Regions from separate parts of the Mus musculus genome. Here region 2 is linked to region 1. The links are chromatin loops, found by intact Hi-C in ENCODE. Cell type or tissue: heart. All regions are shown on one strand.

Evidence for each region. Hi-C counts contacts between places; a loop is a spot of excess contacts. Peaks named below come from ENCODE experiments on the same cell type or tissue, not always from the same donor. Only the 100,000 strongest peaks of a DNase experiment are listed, where the experiment ranks them.
Region 2: it touches region 1 in a loop (3-fold over the local background); 8 of 42 quality-filtered maps call a loop at or near these places.

The regions. Positions count from the first base shown.
Region 1 is chr1:157,073,306-157,081,305 of GRCm38, reverse strand. The region is part of intron 1 of Gm30568 (a long non-coding RNA gene); the gene reads left to right. Among named protein-coding and RNA genes, the nearest start is that of Gm30568, 4.3 kb to the left of the region's middle. In heart, CTCF peaks have their summits at 1,786 (motif pointing right) and 4,838 (motif pointing right); DNase peaks (open chromatin) are centred at 4,075 and 4,845; H3K4me3 peaks cover 408 bases; H3K27ac peaks cover 1,170 bases.
Region 2 is chr1:156,934,883-156,942,882 of GRCm38, reverse strand. Ralgps2 (Ral GEF with PH domain and SH3 binding motif 2) reads left to right here and starts at 3,257. Exons shown (of 19, transcript NM_001159967.1): 1 at 3,257-3,394. It overlaps 4930439D14Rik (a long non-coding RNA gene), which reads right to left and starts at 4,089. Exons shown (of 2, transcript XR_003948625.1): 1 at 3,825-4,089; 2 at 2,688-3,756. In heart, no CTCF peak of the experiment used is centred here; DNase peaks (open chromatin) are centred at 3,252 and 3,892; H3K4me3 peaks cover 2,806 bases; H3K27ac peaks cover 2,148 bases.

The DNA of each region.
Region 1 (8,000 bases):
GAAGGTCGTGGGTCTATGAGGACTGACCTCCTGCTGAGCCCTGGGCCGTGATCCAATCCCAAGTGACACCCAGCACTAACCCAGCAGACCAGATTCCAACCCCGTGCAACAAATCCTCTCCCGCTGGATCAGTGTCTGGCACCGGTGTCACAGAAGGACATTCAGCTAGTGAGTTGGGACAGAGATTCAAGCATAACTGTCAGGAGCTATGGCCAGCCACAGGGGCTAGGCTGAAAAGCACTGTGTTAACAGTGGCAAGTTCTGGGGAATTGGTTCACTCGGTTATTTTGCTCTGGCACTGGGTCTCTCCCAAAAGCATCCCCTCACGGGGCCAGCAGAAGCCTGTCATGCGCCACCACTAAGACTGACTTTCAGCCCTACCTGTGAGCTTTGTGCCTAAGTAGGCCTTGCACCCTGTGCTCCCTCTGCCTCAGTGTGACCCCACCTCTGCCTCAACCCCTACAGGCTTGCCCACTGTCCACCCATCTGCTCAGTGGTGCTGGTGGCTCCCTAGCACTGGGGTCCCCTTGGATCTGCCTTTTTGAAGAGCTTCCCACAAGGCGTGGCCTGACATCATTGCTGCTGCATAATCAATGATGTAGCCACTAATCAATGAAAGGTTGCAAGCACATCCCACCTACAGCTGGGAACCAGGCCTGATACAAAATTGTAAACTTACCTAAAACTTTGAGGTTTCTTGGGGTGGGGGGGGGGGGCGTGATTTTAAAAAATGACTTTTTTGGCCTGTTTTCTGAGCATGAACTTGGTGATGCTGTTGTGTTATAATGGAAAAGGGTTGAACAAATCTGGAATAAGCAAATTGGATTTATATAAAGGCAGAGTAAGGAGGCTAAGACCTGTGGGCTCAGAACTGGGACTATTTCAGATACGAGGAGGGCAGGACAAGGTAAGATGGACACACAGAGTCGCAGTGAGGAGTGGTAGGGCTGGACTGTCCTTCAGGGATGGGTTGCTGAGAGCTCTGAAGGTAGGAGGTGCTTTAAATATTTACCCATGGACTCTGTCCCACCAGAACTTGAAAGGGCTGGCTGTGCCAAGTGCGATCATTAATTGCAGGATTGGAGAAACATGGCGGCTCTGGGAAAGGCCCAGGAAATAATAACTGTCATTGGTTGGGGGGCTGGAGCTCAGGGCAGCAGCCGTTTATCAAGCAGTGTGAACGTGGCTCACTATATTTAACTGTGACATGGTAAGGTGTGTGCACCCGTGGGATGTCTGTGCTTGTGACTCGGCACTGACCCAGGCTCAGATTGACCCGTGAGTGGCTGAGCGCAGTAATCAGAGAGACAAACCTCACCTTTGTCTGCTTCACGCTCGAGAGCTCCTGTTTATCTCCCTTCTTGAAAAGATGCTATGTCCCAGAGCAGTAGAGAGGCCCTTAGCGCCCTAACTTATGAAATGCTGGGTGTCTCTATTCTGGCCCAACCAGTCCCTTCCACCAGCAAGCATTCCAGGCCCCACCCAGAAGCAGCTCAGAGCCTTCTCTGTGGCCTCCGGGTCTGAGACTGTCTTCTTTGTGAATCAGTCTTTGCCGATCGATAGTAGTGAAGTTGAAAGGAATTCCAGTAATGCCAGGAGCATGAATCTAGACTTGCAAAGCTGCATTCAGGGCCAAAGAAAGCACAGGGTTGTCTATGGTACATGATGGCTGTTGCTCTGATCTCTGTAATTAGACATGTCCTTTGTGCAACCCACTGCAAAGAGGCTCCAAGGCTGTGTGAGAAAGAAGCCTTCCTCCTGCAGAGGGCACAGTGGTTCAAGCCTTCCTCCTGCAGAGGGCGCCGTGATTCACGGGGAGCCACTGAGAAGGGGCAAGAGTCCTTCCTGCAGGAACAGAGGAGAAGCCCAACACTATTCTGACATAGCAGCATGAGTTTGGCTGTGTGGGGAGTCCGGTTCAGCCCATGCTATGAGATCTGAGGTTAGGAGGCTGTCTTAGCAGGAATGGGACATTCTAATACAGACTCTCCCAGGACATCATCAGGGGAAATCTGGCGACCTCAGTGAGGGAGACGTAGGCCCTAGGACAGACTGGCAGCAGGAGAGGTGGGCAAGACTAAGTTACAGAAGTGCAATAATTAAGATGGGACACAGAATGCTGCCAGGGGCTTGTTGCTAGTGCTGAAAACGGGTCTTCCCCATGACCTTTATGGTGCATATCCCCACTTGGATTGTACAGGATAGGACGTCTGCAACTGTGCGAGGAAAGGGAGAAGGGACTGACCTTCAGGACTCCCTTGCAAGGGTTCTTTCAAACACAGTGGCTAGAGAGATGGCTCAGCAGTTAAGAGTGAACACTGCTCTTCCAGGGGATCCAGTTCAGTTCTCTCCCAAACAGAAAGACAGCCGGAAGCCACGCAGCCCCAGGGAAAGGGTCCCCATGTGCTAGAGAAGCCATGTGGGTAGCGGAAACCGGGATGTGCAAGTCTTGTCTTCACACCTGGAGAATATCCGGAGAGAGGCAACACCTCACAGGTGAGAAAAGAGGTTCAAGGCTCTGAGTTCATCTTTCTGACCCTCACGGGGCAAAAACAACCATAAAACTGCAAAAATAACACTTGCGGGGTAGCCGGCCGAGAGGCTGTGCTCTGCACGCGTACGGCAAATGTCTTGATTCTTAACCCTCCAGGGAGACTCAGTTCTTGACTTGTGGAGGTCCTGCATCAAAGGTTGAGAAGTGTATTATGTGGCTGGTGATGGAGGCTTCCTTCCTGACTGATGCAGTCTCCAGAGTGGGGTGGGGCAGGGGCGTGTGAATGCTCTTAAGTCTGTATACCCATGAGACATTTGTGGAACAAGAGTAGTGTCTTCCTGGGGTCCTCTGAGGAGAACATTTCCTAAGCATTACCTCATCCCAACTCCCGGAGAACTGACAGGATGCCTAAGATTTGCCTCCATGCCATTGTTCTAGGCCTGGCATCCCCTCTACATCCCCACTAAAGGGTCGCTCTCCACAAGGATATTTACAAGGCATCTCTGAACACACTCAGACTGGAAGGTGTCACTCCTCTTTCCTGGCAGTGAAACCCATTCATTTCCCATCCTCCCTGACAGTTCTGTCTCAGATAATAACTCCCCTCTTTTACCAAGAGAGAGAACCGGGTGGGTGAGATGGTTCAGTGGGTCAAGGTGCTTGCTGCCAAAGCTAAAAGCTTGAGTTTGAACTCCCAGGACCTCCATGGTAGGAGAAGAGTACCACCTCTGAAAAGTTATCCTCTGACCTATACAGCCATGCCACCGCACACCTAAATGAATAAATAAGTCAATAAAACAAATAATTAAATAATTGTAGTTTGGCATTTTTTCAAAAGAGGGAGCCTGACGTAGCAGTACTCTCTTGTAATCTCTCCAGTTGATAGCTGTGTGACTTCATACAAACTTTCTGTGCCTCAGTTTCCTCACCTGTAGAATGGGGACAATAATACTTAGCTCATAGAAATGCTTTGAAATTTAAAGACTTAAAAACTGTGCAAAGGGTTTTGAATTTTATTCGGCTAACAGTGGGTGTCAGCTTGTTCTACTCAAAACACTCAGGACAATCTATCCCACCCGTCCTTTGATTCTTCTTCCCTTATTTACACACCCAAATTCACCAGCAATTTCCATTCTTCCGATTCGAACCTCACCTGACTCTACGACTTTCGCGCGCGCGCGCGCGCGCGTGTGTGTGTGTGTGTGTGTGTGTGTATGTGTGCGCGCGCGCGCACGCGCACGCGTTGTATGTGTTCATTTGTTTGCACGTGTATGCATGAGCACGTGAGAGGTCAGAGGTTGGGGGAAGAGCTTGGATCACTGGGGTGTACTCTTAAGGAGACCCAAGGTCCCCAGCTTTTGCCATGAGATGCCATGCTGCTTTACCACGGCCTCAGGACGCAGCCCCACCTCTGAGGGCCCAAACCTCTGAAACAGCAGAATGAGTCTTCCCGAGGCTCCCACCCACTGCAGAACTGGATACCAGGTGGAGTGGCGATCTAGGCCGGCTCTCCTCGCTGAGTGCCACTCTGGCCGCCAGGTGGCGCTGCAGCACACTGGGGTGTTGCAGAGATGCACTTGTGGCTGCCTGAGTTCCGGTGCCAGCTGGCAGCATCCTCCGCCTAGGAGAGGATTCCCTTCTTTTCACTGTTCCCGTAGGTAGGCAAAGTTAGCAACGTAGAATAACCCTTCTCTTCTTGAAGGCTGAAAAAGAAAAGCCAGGAGCCCTTGGCATGGCCACCCTTGCAGGAGGCAGGTGTGGATGAGTCGCTTCCACTCAATGGGCATCCAGGACTAGAGTAAAGGGCAAGGACGGCTTGGAGACTAATCGCTGCCTGTGTGTAATGTTTAACCCAGAGCCGCAAGCTTCCATGTAGTAATAGTAATAGTCCTGAAGACGTCCAACTCTACCCTGGGCTGCCAGTGAACTGGCCTAGGACATGGGAAGTAGTGAGAATTTGAAGTCCATTGACATAAGTGTCACTAGCTGTACTATTGGCATTACCGCCACTGCCGTTTCTTTTCCCTGGAGGCAAGGGGAAGGCGTTTCAGGAATAACATTGGTTTATTCCTAGCATAAGAACCAGAGGAATGATAGTGCTGTGTGTTCTGGGCCACTTTTTTTTTGGTTTTTCTAGACAGGATTTCTCTGTATAGTCCTGGCTGATCCTGGAACTCACTCTGTAGACCAGGCTGGCCTCGAACTCAGAAATCCACCTGCCTCTGCCTCCTGAGTGCTGGGATTAAAGGCGTGCGCCACCACGCCCGGCTCTGGGCCACTATTCTAATGTGTTGTGTCCTGAAGTATGCCCTGGGAGAATGCCAGGATCAAGGCATGCATGCAGTTCCGATATCGCCCACGAGGTGGCGCAGGCCCCTGCGCTCTGTCCTGGGATTACAGAATTGATTTTAGCTAGGCTGGGCCAGTGAGTTAAATCGAGCACTAGACAGGCGTTTGGGGTCGTAGGCAAGTGAAGAGCTGTCTCCGCCCCCCCCCCCCCCCTTGGATTTGAGTCTCACAGAACAGTCACGGAGACCATTAGTTTTCCCAGGCCTCAGATGGACCAGAAGTGGGTTCAGGAGGGTGATGGGGTGAGATGACACAGTGGATCTGTAGTCAAAGCTAGACCTTAGGGTCAACTTTTGCTTTGATCTCTTGGCTGTATACCGCTTACTTCCAGAGCACCATCTCTGGGTTCTGACGCTTCTGGATCCATTTATAGCCTTTTTGTCCCCTTCCTGAGCCCTGGCAGTTTCCCCTCCTCCCCCTCCTCCCCCTCCTCCCCTTCCTCCTCCTCCTCCTCGCCCTCTTCCCCCTCCTCCCCTGCTTGGCCTCTCTGGTCAAGTGAGTGAGCCCGTCAGAAAACAGTATCCTTATTAGTGTTGAGACCTCCAACACCAGACAAATCCTGCTGTAAGGAAATCCCCGCTCCCTCCCATTCTCAGAACCTGTGTCCTGGGACTTCAATTCTTTTTCTTAAGCGCAGTTTTGCTCTGAGCCAGAGGTGTCTCCTCCAGTTCTCTGAGCCTCAGAAATCCCAGACCTCAGGGCTGTCAATCACTATTTCTTTATTCAGCATACCTTTTGAGGAATCAGAATAGATTCCTCCACCCCAACCCCGTTGGGTAGCGGTGATGGAAGCTAGGGTCTTCTACATGCTGGATAAGCTACAGTCAGCTACAGCCTCAGGCCTTGACTAATAAAGATTGATTTATTTAATGTATGTGAGTACACTGTCACTGTCTTTAGACAACCAGATGAGGGCTTTGGATCCCAATATAGATGGCTGTGAGCCACCATGTGGTTGCTGGGAATTGAACTCAGGACCTCTGAGAAAGTAGCCACTGCTCTTAACCACTGAGCCATCCCTCCAGCCTGCGATTTTTTTTTTTTTTAATTAGAAAATGCCTCAATATCTTTATCTATGGGTAAAAGTTTACAGTCACTTGTCTGGGTACTTTTCTCTCGCAGCGTGCTCTTCCTTATAGAATAGAAGGTTGGCTGATGAGCCAAGACTTCCAGTCTGGGGGTTTTATTTTTTGCATGATGAAAGCAATGTGGTATCATGGCCCTGCTAGCACAAGGAGTGATCTCTGGGGAAATGAGTCACCAGCACCTCCCTCCGGGTGGCTGTCCTCCCCCACCCTGGGGACGGGATGCACTGTACAGGAGGGAATCTTTGCAAGGCATTAACAATCTGGAGACAGAATGCAGCAACCAGGCCAGCCTGGCCTGTTGTTTTCACGCTTTGAGGGAGAAGTGAGAAATGCAAACCGGTCTCTTCACCTTCCCCGCAAATACAGGGCAGCCTTGCGCTAAGTCTCCTCTGATTTCATCTCCCTGGACACAAGCTGCCCAGTCGCACAGAGTCAAATCCAAACAAAAGATGACCGTCCATGCAGCTCCTCGAGGACCGGGGTTCTCTGAGTACATCGAAAGCAAGGGGGTGGGGGTGGGAGGTGGAGGGGAGGGGGTTGGGGGTGGGGAGGGGCCACGCCCAAGTTCTCACTGTGTCTAGAGACCCCTGGTCACACAGGCGAGGTACAGTTCAATCATACCCCAAAATTGGTTTTAAAGTTAAATTAGGTGTTGGGGCTTCAGGAGAGAGAGAGAGAGAGAGAGAGAGAGAGAGAGAGAGAGAGAACGAGCGAGAGCGCACGGCTGTCTCTGGTTTAAGGGCGCTCAGCTTGCTAAGGCTGCAGAAACTACAGAGAATATGTTTCCTGGCTCCCTCCCAGGCCACGGTCTCCTCAGGCCCCACCACAGGACCACACCTCCCTGCACTGACATACTGCTAGGTGCCAGCCACATACCCAATGCTTTAGTTCCCACAACTATCCCAGAGTTCTTGTCTGCAGATGAAGGCCAGGCCAAAGGATGCTTCTATTTGTCACCTCCATCAGATTAGTCTGTAGGCAAGCCTGTGGGGGCATTTTCTTTTCTCTTTTCTTTTCTTTTCTTTTCTTTAAAGATTTATTTTATTTAATTTATGAGTACATTGCAGCTGTCTTCAGACACACCAGAAGAGGGCATCAGATCCCATTACAAATGGTTGTGAGCCACCATGTGGTTGCTGGGATTTGAACTCAGGACCTCTGGAAGTGTTCTTAACTGCTGTGCCATCTCTCCAGCCCAGGCATTTTCTTGATTAATGATTGATGTGGGGTAGCCCAGCCCCTCTCGGGGTGGTGCCCCTCCCTGAACAGGTGGTCCTGGGTTGTATAATAAAGCAGGCCGAGGAAGCCATGGGGAACAAGGCAACGGGCAGCATTCTTCCATGACTTCTGCTTCAGTTCCTGCCTCTGGTTCTGCCCTGATTTCTCTTGGTGATGGACTGTGACAGGGACGTGTTAGCCAAATAAACATTGTGCTCCACAAGTTGGCTTAGGTCTGTGTTTTATCATAACAACAGAGAACCAAACGAGGACAAAGGCTGGCAGACTGGCTCCAAGTCACAGTGTCACACTAACTGTGCTGTCCTTCACCTGGGTGTCCTGGGTATCTGGGACATCAAGCATGATGGTGGGTAAATGTGTAAACAGTGGAAGAGCCTGTCTAACTGCAGTGACTCACGGTCCACACCCTCGCTGGTCCATCATAACCTTCAAAGCTGAAAAGCCAGGGCAGGGCTGGGGTGTAGCTCAGTGACAGAGCATTTGTTTGACATGGGCCAAGCCCTCAGTTTAATCCCAGCACAGAGAGAAAAGAAAAGACCAGGACACCCAAGAACTGCTGTGTCCCCACCCCGCCTGCATCCCTTCTGAAGCTGTTTAAGCTGCTTACCATTCGTACCCTTCACCAAAGAATAAACTCCACAGTCATGAGCATAAACAGCGCCGTTCTGTCTTGTGGTCTAGAATGCAGGATAGACAAGCAACTAAGGACAGCCACAGGGCACCTCAGAATTTATTTTCTAAATCATGGAGAAAGAATCTCAGGTTGGTATTGTAGAGACAGAGACAGAGAACTCAAACATGCCCACTCTGTCGTGCCCTCTCATGACGGT
Region 2 (8,000 bases), 140 kb after region 1:
CTACAATGTACTTACATATAATAAATAGATAAATCTTAAAAAAAAAAAAAAAAAAAAAAAAAAGAAAACCATTTAAAAATTCTAACACTTACACACAAACTTGCCGCCAAAGAGAATTCCAGGGAAATACTAATCATCTCCAATGAATCCCTGCTGATTCATGCCTGATACAGAATAGACACAGAATTCCTCCTTTAAGGATAGCTTAATTGGGAATTACTTAATATGGCGCTCAGATTTGAATAGTCTGTGGATCAACTTTGTTCGGAAACTATTGCATGTCTTTCTCCACTGGGAGTCTGGAGGACTCTCCTTAAACTGTTTTCTGTGGAACCCTTTGAGGTCCTTTCTTACATCTGTCCCCTCCCCCCCAGAGAGTTTTGAATATCCTGCTCTGCCTATATTTTAGATAAGAGCACTGGAACCATGACTGATGGGTTTCCTCAAGAAGCCTGTCTGATTGGTTTTGACAATAAGATACATCGTTTGTTGATCTTTTTGCTGCAGTTGTGTTTTGCCTTTGATGTGCTAATTCTCTATCTAAATGGGTCCCTTGGCTTACCCTTTGGAAGCAAAGCACAGTAATAAAACAGTTACACAATGGCGACTCCCCTGAAATGACATTTAAGTGTATTGAATTGTTATCGACTTCTATTTTATATAAGAGCGTTTCTGTTATATCTATTAGCATTTTTTGTTCTAAGATTCTGCATATTTCCTCTCTTTTGGCAAAAGCAAATGGCTCTCATAGAGCAACTTACAGAATTACAAAAAAATAATGCTCTGGTAAAGAATATGCGTTGCAAATAGTCATTGCTTCATTTACATATAAATGGATGGGGAACAGACTTTGAGAAATAACTCAAGGGTTATAAACAACAACAAAAACATAAGTAGATAAGCTATTTTCTATCCTTTTGGTTTTTGGAGCTAGGATCTTCTACTGTAGCCCAGGCTGGCCTGGAAAAGAAGACAGTCCTCCTATCTCAGCCACCTGAGCCCAGGGATTACAAATCGAGTACCACACCCAGCTTCTCTTTTTGTGTGTGCACATGTGGGCACCCAGGCCATAGCTTGTGGGGAGAGGGCAGCTCTCAATTTCCACCTGATTGAGGCAGGGTCTCTCTCATTTCTGCTGAGACCAGTTGCACAGTTGTACATCCCAGGCTAACTGGCCCAAGAGCTTCCAGCCAATCTGCTGTTCCCACCTCCCATTTCCTTGCAGGATTTCAGGATTACAGGCTTGCCACATCTAGCTTTATATTCATCATGTAGGGACTGAACTCTGATCCTCAGGCCTGCCAGGTTATCACCTTTGCCTCTTAAGTCATCATCTCAGCTTCTCCCAAGTTTTTTTTTTTTTTTTTTTAATGTATTTTCATACAGAAATTCTTAACCTTATCAAGTTTAGAAAATCCTGAGCTCTTAAGAGTAATAAAAGTGTGGTTTTGCAGGCTGTCAACATGAGCGACCCATTTTGAGTGATTTATTCCAAATTCAGACATTCTGTAGGCATAGGAATCTCCGGTATAAATCCATGAACTCTTGGGCCTTTTCTCTTCAAAGCCGGAGTGAAAATTTTATTGCTTTTACAGTAAACTGTGAAAATTACTGGCAGATGTGGGGACCTGGGATCTTTGTTTTTATGAAGCTCCAACTCAAGTGGCTGCAAGACATTTATACCAAATGAAATTCCCCGAGGCTCCTTATTTTTTCCTACTTTAAAAGCAGTTAATAACTTGGGACAATTACACACACACGCACACACACACACACACACACACACACGTATCTCTATCTATGTATCTATGTATCTATGTATGTATCTATCTATCTTTGAATGTATTGTTGTTGGCACATAGCCATCCACCTTTCCCTTAATCTCTTACTAACTTGGGGAAAGAAAGATCAATCATTTACTCAGTGACTCAAAGGGTTCCCCCTCCCAACTGTTACTTCAGTTTGTCTGTTGTTTCTTTGGGACTTGAAGCAAACAGCATCGAAGTGAAAACTGCATCTAAGTAATTCTCCTGGAGCCTTTTGGTCACTAGTGTTCCTTAGCCCCGCCCCCTTTTCATTAGTCTACGCTCAGTTGAAGATTTCTGACAGGCTTTTCTTCTTTTTGGTTTCTGTGCATCTATTGGAGAGACTTCCAACTTAAAACGGAATAAAAAACCAGCACTGGGCTTTATCGCTTTTCCTTGCTTCGTTTTTATCTTCCACCTACTTTTGCATGGGCATGTTTTAACCAAGGGGATGAAGGAGCGTTCTTCTACCTTCTCCACAGAAGGGAACAGTGGTCAAAAGGGACAGTGTTTAACTTTCTTCTGCATAAAAGAATCCACTGTTTTGATTAGTTATTATAGGGAAAAAGGAAATCAAAACGAATTTGGTCCCTTCACAATCTACACTCAGTGCTGCTATAGAACTGTCCCTCCACCCTCCACTGCACATTGCCTAGAAAAGGATCGCATCTATTCCCGAATGACCTAATGATTACACCAAGGTGGCTCACTGAAAACCTTCCACTAAGTCACACTGCATCAAATGGTGCTAAGTTTAAGTAGGCCACCTAGGTGCACCCCAAGAAACAACACCCTTCTATTCCCTTTCATTCACAGGAAAAATTTCACCTTTTAGAATCACGTTCCCGCAATGGCGTGAAAATACAGTCCACCTGAAACTCATCAATCCGGGACTAGGGGATCCCAAATATTGTTATTTGCTCCTTAAACCACCGGCAGCCACCCTGCTTAACACCTAGAGGCCGACCCAACACTTCCGGCATGATGATGTGCTAGAGTGCAGACTCCATCATTTAAGATCCCACGGCTGTGGGGTGACTCTTCACATTTGCAGTCCCCCTCCACTTGTCCGCCACGACTCCTAAGGACGCCGCCCTCACGGGCTGGGTATTTGATCTGGGGGCCAAGCGTTTCCAGACTTTTGTCCTCTGGCCCGAGCGGGGAGCAACGCCCGCGTCCCAGGCGCCAACGAGACCCGTGCGGGGAGCAGCCGCGGGGCCCCACCTGTCCGTCCTGAACCCTGCGGCTCGTCCTTGCGGCCGGTGCTGCGCCTGCGGCTGGGGCACGCGCCTCGGACACCGGTACGGGGCGGCAGTTGGCCTCGGGGGGCATAGCCCGGCGCCCGCAGACTGCGCCGAGACCCCGGCGACCCGGCGTTCCCGGCCGCGCGAGCGCGCTCGGTTGGTGCGCGCGCCGCTCCGCCCCGCCCGCCCGGCGCGCGCCCCCTGCGCGGCCGGGGTGGATCCAGCGCACTCCCCTCCCCCGAGCGCCGGCGGCAGGCGCTGAATGAGAGACGCCGACTGCTCGGTTGGGCGAGCGATTGCCTCGGAGCCGCGGGCGAAGCGGAGGCGACGGCCGCGGCTGCACAGGTCGGCGTGGCGTGCGGGCGTGTGGGGAGGCGCGGGCAATGGCGGCGGCGGCCGCGGTGCGCGGCGCGGGAGGGCGGGCTGCGGGTCGCTCGCGGTCCCGCGGTGGCGGAGGCCCCGGCGTCGCCTCAGCCTCTCAGGTGAGCCGGGGCCGGGCCCCGCCGCGCCAGCCACACCCCCTCTCGGCCGGGGCGCCTGCACCCCCGTCACCGAGCCGAGGCGGGTGACCTGTTGCGGGGCCGAACCGCCCGCGGAGCGCGGGGTGAGCGGCGCCGCGGCGGCGGAGGCCGCGTGCGGACACGGAGGGGGGTCCCGCACCGCCGCGCTAGCTGCCCGCAGCGCCTGGGATTCCTTTGCTGTGTGGGCTTAGGCGGGCTCGTAAACACCGGGCTCGGGGAGGCGATGGGGAGCTGACCTGGAAGGGAGCCCGGACCTGTGCGCTGCCGCCGCGGCTCCCCGCCCCCCTCGAAGCGCTTTTCCTGCCGCCGTGTGCGGTGTAGACGCAGGCGGGTTTCAGGGTGCGTGGGCGTGTTTGGGAAGAAGCTGCGAGCTGATAGGAGGTACCTTAGTGCGAATGTTAATTTGTTTGAGCTGGGAGGGGTGAGGGAGGAGGAAGAAAGGGGCCTGTTGGTGGCCGTGGAGGAGGGGCGTTTGCAACCCCAAATCCCTCTGCAGAAAGCGCTCTCCACCGAAAGCATCCAGCGTCTTTTGTTTAAGATCGGAGGATGAAAGCACGGGCGGCAGTTAATTGAGCCTTTCCTCGTAGGTGCTCTGCATCCCCTCCCCACCCCCACACCCCGTCTTAGTACGCTGAAGTAGCTATAGAGCTTTGTTTCGGTGTTGGTGTTTGTTTATGAGTTGACTTTGGCGTTGTTTATGTAATGTTTACCATCCGGTGTACTCGAGGTCGTGTGTCTTTGAAGATGACCATTCGAATTTTGTGGAACTTTTCATTCCTTGCATGAGAGAGTACCGCAGTGCCACAGTTCGTTAACTTGCAAACTGTAAAAGCCTGTCCCACCCAGATATGATTGTTCGGGCTGTAGCATCATAAATGTAGTAAGTGTAATACTGTTACTGCAGGAGTGGGATTTGTAACCAAACAGTATTATTTTAATAATAATAACCTCTACTGAATGTGTGTAGTCATGAAGCTTCAAAAATGTGGAAAATTGCTTGTCTTAGCCACATGTATATATTAAATGTGTCTATTAGAGTTCCCATGAATGGTTTAAGTATAGTTATTTGAGCTTAAATTCTGGCATAGTAATTTTAAAATAGTAAAACCCAGTCCATTCTATCTCACCATGCATTGATTTCAGGAATTTGACTTTTTCTGCAAATACTGTTCTCTATCTTTTATTCACCAGATTGCAGCAGAAGTTGAAAGATCTGCTTGTGTGTCAAGATCCTAGTATACTTTTTGATATTACAGTATCAGGGAGGATACACCCAAAAATTCTGAGAGAAAATAAAATTTAAAAGATAGCTATGAACCAGACATGTGTGAGTAATGAATGCAATTTGTGTGCATTTTAAAAACGAGCTTACAATTAAAATTGGGGCAGTGGTTGCCTTTGGTGAAAGATGGCTTTGTTGGTAATAATAATTTGATTGCAACTTGAAACTTTTTTTTTTTTTTTTTTTTTTTTGAGGCAGAGCCTCACTATGTAGCTCTAGCTGTCGGTGGAATTCACTACATAGACCAGGCTGGCTTCTAACTGGCTGAGATCTGCCTGACTCTGCCTATGAGGAGTTGGGATCAAAAGCTCCTTTTAAGCTCTTGTCCAGAGGGTCAATTCTTCTAAACACACAGAGTATCTCCGCGTCCCGCTGTGTCCTGATGGGTGTGGAGGGGATGCTGCAGCGCACAAACGCACACGTGCTGTGATGGAGATAAAGTCATCAGTGGGCAGCTCTGTTAGTGTAGAAGTGAAAACTCAGGATGCCTTTTGAGTTAGGATACTGCTTGCATTTTTCCTTCTGAGGATAGAAGGAACTGTTAGTGAATAAAAGCATCAAGACAGTTGTCTTAAACTGTGCTTGTGTTTATACACACTAGGTATCCGGCTTCCAAACATATCTAAATATTACTCTACCTGGAGTCAGAGGGTGTGTGGTTTATATGTGGCTAGACAATTAATCTGTTGGTTTATATACTTAAATGAAATGTGTGCTGATATTCTTGTCTTGGTATTTACTTGTTTGTAAGAGTCTTCAGGAGAAGTAAGCCGACATCCCCCCAGGGAAATGGCATTCTACCCGTCTGTTAAAGAAAAATCTTACTGGATTCCAAGGGGCTGATGAGAAGAGATTAGTTTATGCTCTGATTAATAATCATGGTGACATGCATTGGTGTAGATCTTTGTAGATTTCAGAGCTTTAAAAGTATTTACCCTACGCAGGCATTAGTCTCTCCACTTCAGAGTGGGAGGCCAGCTATCAGTAATCATACAGGGATCCCAGGCCTAGACTGTTGTTTCTAGAGTGTGATGTGCCCAGTCCCATCCTGTCCCCCCCCCCCCCCCACTCCCCCGGTCTCTGGAGTGGAGACTTTGGGAAAATGCACAGCTGGGGACTTAGTGTACTGCTAGCTTCCAGAAGTTTCTAAGGAGTTTTTAACCGCTAATCTATTATTTGAAATTGCCTTCCTTTTCTCTAAAGCTCTGCTTTCCTTTGATATGGAAAACGAACACATACAAGCTTTTGAGAATAAAATACATTAAAATGGATCCTGTGTTTTGAATATTAGCTTTTGTTTAATGTTTGCTTTTGAGATAGTTACTTTTGTCTGCACTTCACACTTTTTATAGTTATCTAGTATTCAATGAAAACATAATTCAGATAGCTTGAAATAGGTCCCGTGGAAAAAAGTGAGTTTATGGCATTACTCCTTAATTACTTCCTTAAGTGTGTTTTAAATTCCCATTAGTTCCTTGTTAATGAGAGAATGAAGATTGGATATGATAAAACTTCAGTATTTTTAAATTAATCTGTACTCTTTCATGCTTTATAGTTTTATTTTCTTTGGTTCTCAAGTTTTATTCACGACCTCATTCTAAATATTCCAGATGGGTTTTATTCATCAACCTCCTCTGCCCTCCTCCCTCTTCCTTCTCCCCTTTCCCTGCCCCCTCCTCCCTTCTTAGAAAAGTACCTCACACTTGAAACAATGTCCAGTTATTGGTCAGAGATTATGACCAGAGAGTAAAATAATTGACATTAAATGATATGACTACTTTGTTCTTCTTTTAAACGTTGCTACTTGAACTTATACAGTTAAAAGTTACCCTGTAAGACTTTTGGTAAAAGCTTTGGTCCCTTGCCTCATGTCTTCATGGTCTCCTTCCCAGGTCCTGCTTACAGAGCAGCAGTTCTTGGTACTCCGGCTGCTTCTTGCCGTACCTTGTGTCTGTCTTCTTTCTTCTGGCACAAGTGCATGGTTCTGCAGTTTTATTTTTCAACTTTAGATTTATATATATATATATATATATATATATATATATATATATGTGTGTGTGTGTGTGTGTGTGTGTATGTATGTATGTATGTGTATATATATATATATATATATATATATATATATATAAAATTTATTTATATAAGTACACTGTTATTCTCTTAGACACACCAGAAGAGGGCATCGGATTCCATTACACAGATGGTTGTGAGCCACCATGTGGTTGCTGGGAATTGAACTCAGGACCTCTGGAAGAGCAGTCAGTGCTCTTAACCGCTGAGCCATCTCCAGCTCCAACCTCAGATTTTTTACAGTGCCTTTGCTTTAGGATTCCTGTGGTACCTTGACCGTCCTCTGTTGTCTTCATGTGTTTTGATGCCATGCTTTTGATTACACGTTCGTTGTTTACATTATTATGGCTCTGTAAATACGTTTAACAGTTGTACATTGCAGTATACTATGATTAAATTTCTTGGCTTTAGATTGTTTTCTTTTGTAATTTTACTCACTTTCTTATTTGCCTTTACCCTTTTCTATAGTCTATCCAAATCTACAAACACATAGGGTGATAGGTATTCAAACTTTTAAAAAATTGGGAAGGACCTCCTAAGCCCTCTGTCTTTGCTCAGATCTGCAGTGCTGCTCTGTGCTGGATCTGCGCAGCCCATCTGTAGCTTCTCATCATCGCACGTCTGACAGGTGTCCTGTCTGACTGCATTGGAGCCTGTGCTCTGGGTTAATGTCCCATTCCCCACCCCACCCCACCCCACCCCCTTCCCGTTTTCAGTTTTTCTTGTTTGAGTGAGTTGCATCTTTTGTTGACTTTAAGATGTCTCACACTCTTGCGCGCGCTCGACTGGCCAGGAAGAACGACGCTGCAACAGGATCCTTCTGCACACATTTATTGGGAGAGCTTGATTGTAGAGGCGAAAAGACCTCGAGCCCAGAACTGGTGCTGCTTTTATAGGCCTAGGAGGGGCGTGTCTCACACCCGGATTGGTTATGCACTAAGCCTCATTTGCATGTTCCTCATCTGATTGGCTACTCTCAGTACCTTACAGAACCTCATTATCATACCTCATTTGCATGTCTCACATCTGATTGGTTATACTCTCAGTACCTGACAGAACCTCATTATCATGCCTGGGC